Regions from separate parts of the Homo sapiens genome. Here all the other regions are linked to region 1. A link is a contact called in ENCODE Hi-C or POLR2A ChIA-PET data. All regions are on one chromosome and are shown on one strand. Each heading gives the region's core, a stretch centred on a gene start or an enhancer-like site at or near the end of the contact. The rest is flanking DNA. Distances are from core to core; before and after follow the strand shown. Region 1 holds the start of AEN (apoptosis enhancing nuclease). Region 2 holds the start of FSD2 (fibronectin type III and SPRY domain containing 2). Region 3 holds the start of MEX3B (mex-3 RNA binding family member B).

What was found. A loop is a pair of places that touch in the nucleus more often than their neighbours do. ChIA-PET counts read pairs that join two places held with the same protein, here RNA polymerase II (POLR2A). Pooled maps may share reads with other maps.
Region 2: a loop to region 1 is called in a pooled map, with 5 times the contacts of the local background. The contact joins the promoter of FSD2 here to the promoter of AEN in region 1. A Hi-C loop is called at or near these places in 4 of 37 single-sample maps with no recorded cell type and 5 of 50 pooled maps. POLR2A ChIA-PET finds 5 or more read pairs at or near these places in 1 of 52 experiments (CD8-positive, alpha-beta memory T cell).
Region 3: a map with no recorded cell type shows a loop between it and region 1 (14-fold over the local background). The contact joins the promoter of MEX3B here to the promoter of AEN in region 1. A Hi-C loop is called at or near these places in 2 of 37 single-sample maps with no recorded cell type and 6 of 50 pooled maps.

Annotation. Positions count from the first base shown.
Region 1 is chr15:88,619,891-88,622,706 of GRCh38, reverse strand. It overlaps AEN (apoptosis enhancing nuclease), which reads right to left and starts at 1,367. Exons shown (of 4, transcript NM_022767.4): 1 at 1,325-1,367. RefSeq lists a silencer at 1,113-1,302 and enhancers at 1,323-1,482, 812-1,485, 1,486-2,159.
Region 2 is chr15:82,804,772-82,807,471 of GRCh38, reverse strand. FSD2 (fibronectin type III and SPRY domain containing 2) reads left to right here and starts at 1,403. Exons shown (of 13, transcript NM_001007122.4): 1 at 1,403-1,506. RefSeq lists an enhancer at 1,020-1,119.
Region 3 is chr15:82,044,674-82,047,407 of GRCh38, reverse strand. It overlaps MEX3B (mex-3 RNA binding family member B), which reads left to right and starts at 1,390. Exons shown (of 2, transcript NM_032246.6): 1 at 1,390-1,958. The coding sequence starts at 1,703. RefSeq lists silencers at 141-460, 1,311-1,610 and an enhancer at 141-1,087.

The DNA.
Region 1 (2,816 bases), core at 118-2,617:
CCATGACCTAGCAACCGATGTTATCCATAGATTTCAGACATTGTATAGAAGGACACTGTGAAATCTCTTGTTCTGTTCTGTTCTGTTTCACTCTGACTACCGGTGCATGCAGTCCCTGTCACATACCCCCTAGATTGCTCAATCAATCATGGCCCTTTCTTGTAAAATCTTTAGTGTTGTGAGTCCTTAAAAGGGACAGAAACTGTGCACTCAACAAGCTCGGATTTTGAGATGCTAGTCTGCCGATGCTTCCAGCTGATTAAAAGCCAATTCCTTCACTACCTCTGTGGGGTTTTGTCCGCGGCTCCTCCTGCTACATGCTGACACGTCAAAACCAACAGTCATCAAGGACACACCTCTTTGGGGACCCAAATGTAGCTCAGTGAAGCTGGAGAGAAGTTCCGCTCAGATAAAACAACCCTTTCAACAAGGACAAACACAAGCCTTTCTCTAGCCTGGACCCAGCGCTCTGGGGGTCAGACACCCGGCCTTCAGGCAGGGAGGGGGTCTGGCCTAAAGAAAGGGTCCCAGCTGCAGAGTCAATGGAGCAAAGGCCCCAAAGGAACCAAGAAGTCAGAATCCTCGGTGGCATGAGAGCCACCAACCTGCTGGCTGATCAAGAGGGCAGAGGGCAGTTCTAGACCCTCCTCTGGCACTAAGTAGCTAGATGATCTGGGGCAAGTCACGTCTCTTCACCATCAACCGAGGGCTGTGAATTAGATAAGGGCTTCCCAAATGTAGTTAATTACCATATGACATCTGATGAAAGGCTGATTTTCAGGCCCACTCCCACACCGTCCTAATTGCTATTTTGGGGAAAGGGGCCTGAGAATCTAGATTTTTAAAAAGAGCGCGGACGACCCCTACCCTCAAGCCACAATTCTGATAATCGCCCAAACCTGAAAAAACCTGGCTCGATAAGGTCCCCTGTGCTGCTAAAAAGTCCACGGAACAACGACAACAACTAAAGTCTGCTATCCTGGCACGACCTCCCCGCCGGCTGGCGTTCTCCCAGGCGTGACGCGTGGGAGGCCTGATCTCACCGGGAAGGACTCGGGCGTTGGTCACTTGCTGGCCGCGGCAGCTGGGCCGAGTCCCAACGACCAGCGCCGCCCCCTCTGGCCCTGGACCCCCGAGCAGAGCGAGGGCTGGAGACAGGCGGCGCCCGGCCTGCTTTTCTGCGGGCCGGTAGGGCAGGGTCAGCCCAGTTCAGGCGTCCCCGCCGCAGGCCGGGGCGGAAACAACGCGCGGGGACCTGCGACCCGGGACACGCGGCCTCAGCCCGCCCGACCCCGCCGCCCCGGTGCAGGGTCCTGGATCTCACCTGAAGCCCCGCGTGTCTCTTCCGGTCTGCACGTGGCGTCCGGAAAGCCGGCAGCTCCCACATGCCCGGGCAAGCCCGGCTCCGACTGCCCGCCTATTGGCTCGCTGGACGGCAGCGCCCGCCCAAGACCTCTTCTGATTGGTCGAGCCTGCCTGGCAGCGGGGAGGCGGGCGAGAGCAGAAGGGGAGGGACTCCTGAAGAGGGCGTAACTCGTGCTGCGAGCCGGCCATACTGGCGGGAAATTTTAAAGAGAAGGGAAGGGAGACTGACCTCCTGTCGTCCCTGCCCGGTCCCATCAGTGTTCCCCGGCTCCAATCCACTCCTCTACCTGGGTCGGGATGTGGGCTCCTGTAAGCCTGGTACCACCAAAGGCCGAATGACTTACTGAGTACACCCACATCTGCAGATTGGGAACATCGGCCCTTACCTCCTCGGGTGTTCTGGGATTCAAGGAAATAATATACACAGTAGGCACTAAAGAGAGACTTTGAAAGTCAGGTTTCCTCCGTCAGCGCTGCTTTTTCATTTATTCTTTTGCAACACTTGACTCCTAAGTATTAAGTTCCTACGTGGGCTTGGCAGTGGGATGCACACAATAAACACATAAGCATCCTGAGTTGTTTATCTAACAGCAGGGAAACAGCAAGGTTAACAGAAAATTCAGTGCAACATGAGGCCGGGGCGCGGTGGCTCACGACTGTAATCCCAGCACTTTGGGAGGCCGAGGCAGGTGATCACCTGAAGTCAGGAGTTTGAGACCAGCCTGACCAACATGAAACCCCATCTCTCCAAAAATACAAAAATTAGCCGGGCGTTGACGGGAGCCTGTAATCCCAGCTACTCGGGAGGCTGAGGCAGGAGAATCGCTTGAGCCCAGAAGGCGGAGGTTGCAGTGAGCCGAGATCGCGCCATTGCACTCCATCCAGCCTGGGCACCAAGAGCAAAACTCCGTCTCAAAAAAAAAGAAAGAAAGAAAGAAAGAAAATTCAGTGTAACATGAGTAATAACAAGAACAATAATAAACAGTTCACACGTATTATGTGAGCACGAATGATGTGCCAGGCAAAATACTCAGTTAATTTGTACAATGACCTTACTATTATTTCAGTTTTACAGTTAAGGAAATTGACACTTAAATTAAGGAGAAACACCTAGAATCCAAAGATCCTTACCTAAGCAGTCTGACTTCTCTTAGTTCACATTTTGCAAGCAGAAGTGATTTGGAAACGTACCTGTGATGAGAAATAAGCTAGGAGCTCTTTCTGATGGGAGTACAAATTTGAGGGAAGCAGGACAAGGGATGAGGTCACAAGAGAGATCAATCCTTTTACCCAGGCCCCTGAAGGCTTTGGGGAGGCAGAGGGATTTAAGCCATAGATAGTTTACCAGTGAATCTGCATTTGAAAAAACTTGTTCTGGCTGCAGCATAGAGAGGAATGGATGAGGACTGGAGAAAGGAGTGGGGGAGTGTTTGTGGAAATTTGGAAGATCA
Region 2 (2,700 bases), core at 154-2,653, 5.8 Mb after region 1:
TGGTTTCAACATGGGAATTTTAGGGGAATATAAACTGTCTATAGCATATGTATATATATGTATGATGGTTAATTTTAATGTGTCAACTTGATTGGGTCACCAGGTGTTTAGTCAGACATTATTCTGGGTGTGTGTGTGTGATGGTGTTTCTGGATGAGATTAACCTTTGAGTTAGTAGACTGAGTAAAACTGGTTGCCCTCCCTCATGTGAGTGGGCCTCATCCAATCGATTGAAGGTCTGAATAGAACAAAAGCTTGAATAAGAGGGAATTCTTCCTGCCTAACTGCCTTCAAGTGGGAATATGGGTTTTTTTCCTGCCTTCCAACTCAAATGGAAACATTGGCTCTCCAGGGTCTTGAGCCTGCTGGCCTTTGGACTAGAACCACACCATTGGCTCTCCTGGATCTTCCGCTTACTAACTGCAGATCTTGGGACTTTTTGGTCTTCATAATTACATGAGTCAATTCCTTATGATAAATCTGTTTCCATATATGTATACATTCTATTGGTTCTGTTTCTCTGGACAACTCTGACTATTACACTGTGTGTGTGTGTGTGTGTGTGTGCGTGCGTGCATGTGAGAGAGAGAGAGGAGAGAGAGATTATACTGTTATGCTGGTCTGTGGGCTCAGCATCAAAGTAGGAATTTTGCAACACACCCACAGTTAACACTCACTTTTTTCCTCAACACCTAGACTCTTTCAACTTCTTAACAGAGTCAGAATTTTGGAAGAAAAGAACATTAACACTAAATTGTCATTTTATAAATTATTAAACTAAAGCTTAGAGAAATAGTCAATCATAGTCCATAAGGAATGTATTGGCTGGATAGTCCCATTTCTATGCCATACCATGGCAAGTAAAAAAAAAAAATAATAATGTTTGCTTAAGGCTTATATGGGAAGTGTGTCCTGTGCTTTGATTAGAAAAGTGCCCCCAAAATGTTTTTTAACCTTGTATGGTTCATGAGCACCTCTGAGAATCTATTGAAACCTGTGAGTTCTCTTCCCGGAAGTGATTCTATAAGGACACAGACATAATTTTGCATATAATTTTAGAAACTCATTCACTTAAAAAAAAAAAAAAGGAATCTTCTTCCTGGTCTTGCCGTGACAGTCCCCAGCCCTCTCCACATGACCAGCCATCTGAGACCCATGGTAGAGCCACAAGTCTAAAACCCCTCACAGCACAGAAAGTAACTCAGAGCACGGCATGTGACCTCTCCTGGTGACACTTGAGTAGTAAGAAGTGGCAACTCAGCCACAGCAGGTCTATATTTGGACCTTCACTCATGGCAGGCCTGTTGCTATTTGTGGCTGCAGCCAGCTCATGTTACCATCCAGCTTTGGTGCCCCACTTGCAGAACTCTGGTGTAAAATAGGCAGGGGTAGCCTGTGGGGCATGCAGAGGTCACTAGGAAGGAAAGCCTGCTGAACACAGATTCAATTTTCTAGCAGAACTCCAGGTCCTCTGAGTTAAAGGAAGCATTTATGGACGCTTAGCAGGCAAGTTTTGGGGTAGTCATATTCTTCCAATGCAAATTGTATTATTAGAAACTCAATGCTGCAATATTAATGCAATATCTTTCCTGTAGGTGGGAAGAGATATCATGGTAAATTGCAGATGTTTAAATTACAATAAATAGTGTAAATGTTTTCTGTGCCTTCTTAAAGCAAGAATTCGCATTAACTGAACATGATGTTGGGACAGGATGTGAGAGGCTCTGATGAAGGCAGACAGGGGCTGGTGATTCTTATAATGTGTCTTTAGGATATCTGTAGTGCTGGGACCCATTAGTTAGAACCATTTGGTAGAACAGTTTGGAAATATAGATGTTGAATATCATCTGGCTATACTATTGTGTTGTAAATACATTTTATTTAATCTGTGTGTACATGCTGAAAAATAATAACTTCATGCATTGATTCAAATACTAAAAAACAGCATCGTAATTATTTTTCACTTGTTATGCATACAGCCTCCTCCTATAGAAAGTTTTCAGGTTCGGGCAGTGTCTGCAAAGCTGATTTGAATCATTTCATATCACTGTAACACTTTAAGGCAAGCTTTCTTTCACTGCTGTGGCTCAGGAATTGCCAAGGGCTGCATGGAAGAGCTAAAATTATAGGCAAAGTTATGTTCCTGCCCTTATGGAATCACTTCTGGGAAGAGAATTCACAGGTTTCAGTAGATTCAGTAGATATGCCCATGATCCATAAAAGGTTAATAAACAAGCCAAGTGAGGTGGCAGATTGCATGAGCCCAGGAGTTCAAGACCAGTCTGGGCAACATAGCAAGAACCTGTCTCTAAAAAAAAAAAAAAAAAAAAATTATTGGGGGACTTTTCTAAGTAATGCACAGGGATACACCTCCCATATAAGCCTTAGACAAACATCTTTTTTATTTTTTTTAACTGCTTCCCTTGGCATAGAGGAAAGGGTATCCAGCAAAGACATTCATAATGGACTATGACTAATTGCTTTACTTCTCTAAGCTTTAGTTTCACCATTTATAAAATGACAGTTTATTGTCAACTTTCCTTTCTCCCCAAATCCTGATTTTGTTAAGAAAGAGTCTAGGTGTTGAGGGGAAAAGTGACTGTTAACTGTAGGGTGTGTTGCAAAATTCCTACTTTGACACTGAGCCAGTTTGTGTTGAGACCACTTTGTGTTGTGTGTTCGAAGGGCAAGTGCCAGCTT
Region 3 (2,734 bases), core at 141-2,640, 6.6 Mb after region 1:
CCGCCCTAGTGGGCGGCGGAGGGGGATGCGCGCGGAGAGGACCAGCGCGCACCGCCCCGGCCCGCCCCTCAAATCCTCCTTCCTTCTCTCTCGCACTCGGAGACGGTCCCTGGGAGATCCGGGAGGGGGCGCAGCTCGCCGTCCTCGCCGGCAAGTGCCGTCGCAACCTCCCTCTGCCGCCACCCCCACCCCGAGAAGCGCACAAAGAGCGGCCGGGCAGGGAGCGCTCACCTCCCGTCGGGGCGGGGCCGCGGGCGGGGCCGGCGCGCGCTCCGCAGCGCCCGCCTTAAAGGGCCCGCCCGCTCCTCGCGCGCACTGCGCATGCTCGGCCGCGGGGCACGGAGGGGAGGGATGGGAACAGCGGGCGCGCACGCCCGCGCCGCCCGCTGGCGCTGTGGCCTGCGTCCCCGCGGTGGCGGCGCGGCGCTCGTGCGCGTGTCAGAACCCGCAGGGTCTCGGCCCGGGCGCCGGGCGTGTGCTGGACACTGGTGCCATGCATTCCAGAGGTCGCCAGCGGCCGGGCGGGCCGAGCTCGCGCGGCAGCCAGCTTTTAGCTTTCCCATCCTCAGTTTCAGGGCCAGTTGGGCGAAGTGCTGCCCAAGGAGACAGAAATGCAGGCGCGGGCGCGCGCGCGCGCGGTTGCCAGTGTGGGCGGGCGTGTGCTTTTGTGTCTCGTGCGCTCCCGCGCAGGTGGACAACCCGCGCCGGGAGTCACTCTGCCCGTGCGCCCCAAGACCTGGAGTCCCGTTTTCCGTGTCGGAGGGCTCGGGTCGCCCTTTTGGGCGGACTACAGACTCTTCTCACAGAGGAAGCTTTGGCTCCACGGATGGTTTATTTGGAGCCACTAACGGGACTTCCTGAGGACCGCTCTTTTAGAGCCCGGCTCCAGGCATCAGAGTTGGGCGCGTTTTCTTTTCTCAGTCAGGCGAGGGAGGAGACTTAGGGACAATGATTGTCCTCGGCTGATAGGTACATCCAAGTGTCCCGAGCCTGCCAGTCCCGCATTAGACAACAAAGAGAGGCGTTAGCGGCGGCGGGGGAGGGGCGCGGCCGGGAGGAGGACGGGGCGGGCTGCGGCGAGCGCGGGGGTGGGGGGTGGCGCTCTCTCTCCGCTCGCTCAACCCGCGGCCTCCTCCCGCCCCCGGCCTGGCGCGCGCCAATCGCCTCCCCCAGCGATAGTGTCAGTAGCATTGTGGTGTCAGCTCCCGCCTGTGACGTTGCGCCTCCCTCGTCCCCCTCCGGAGTCGTCTGGCTGCAGAGGCTCAGTCAAGAGGCGGGGAGGAGAGGAGGAAAAAGCGCTGAGTGAGGGCGGGCGGGCGGGCGGGAGGGAGGGAGTGGAGGAGCCGGGGAGGGGCTCCTTAAAGAAACGCTTCTGTCGCTCGCCTGCTCGCTTTTCGCTCGGCATTGCGGCCAGCCAGCCGGGCACTCGGGGGGCACGCGCGGCCACCGCTAGAGCTCTGCCCCCACCCCACCCGCCAGCAGGTCTGGGGTGGGGACCCAGGTGGGGGCTCCTGCAGCCACTGCCCGGTGCGGACCGCACGGAGCGACCCACTCCTCCCAGCACCGAGGAAGAAGCAACGGAGCCCTCAGCAGGCGACCGGCCTCCCCGCCCCTGACCACCCGCTTCCCGGCTGCCTTTGTGGCCGCAGCTTCTCGCCGCCGAGCCGAGGGCCGGCGGGGGCGCGGCGCGCACGGCCGAGCGATGCCCAGCTCGCTGTTCGCAGACCTGGAGCGCAACGGCAGCGGCGGCGGCGGCGGCGGCAGCAGCGGAGGGGGAGAGACCCTGGATGACCAAAGAGCCCTGCAGCTCGCGCTCGACCAGCTCTCCCTGCTGGGGCTGGACAGTGACGAGGGCGCCTCTCTGTACGACAGCGAGCCGCGCAAGAAGAGCGTGAACATGACCGAGTGCGTGCCAGTACCCAGTTCTGAGCATGTCGCCGAGATCGTGGGGCGGCAAGGTAGGTCGAGGAGGGATGGGGAGGTGGGTGGGGGTGGTGTAGGGTCTCAGGCCACTGCCTCGAGGGGAAGGCGTGTTCAGTATCGGGATCCGCGGCGTGGGGTGCCTTGGGGAGAGAGGAAGAGCCGCGCGATGGGCCGGCGCCCCAGACAAAGAAAGTGCAGGCAGGCTGTCTCCCGGAGCCGCGCCGCTGCCCTGGCGGGATGCACTTTCTTCTGCTAAAATCACTGCCTTCTCCCCTAACGCCCCCCAACCAGCCCACCTCCAGAAAGACAATTTAAATGTAAGATGCTTGGGGGAGGGGGCCTTTGATCAGTCCTTTGGGAGGAGGAAGGAGGAGGAGTGAGCATAGGATGGGAGGAGGATTCTGGATTTCTGCAAAGCGGAATGGAGCCCAGAGGAGGAACAATGGGTCCCGGGACTCACACCCCACCCCCTACCCCCAGTCGACCAGCGCTGAGGCATCGCGACTTCAGCTGCCTTCCCCGAGCCCCTTCCCCGTGTCTTCAGAGCTGACGGCGCGCCCAGCTGGATCCCAGCGGCATCTCCCCAGATGACTTTTCTGGGATTCTCGGGTTTGGTTCGGGACGACTGCAGTCACTGGGGGAGGGCCAGGCAGCCAATGGGCTGTTCCTCGAGCGCCTCGCGGGTGGGATCCGCTGCCCAGCCCGTGGCGCGGCCCGAGGTCAGTGAGGGAGACGCCCCCTTTCCGCCCATCTCTTGTCCTGCCGTCTCGCTGTCCTGGACGCGGGCTGTCCCCGGTCCCCGCGGTTACCC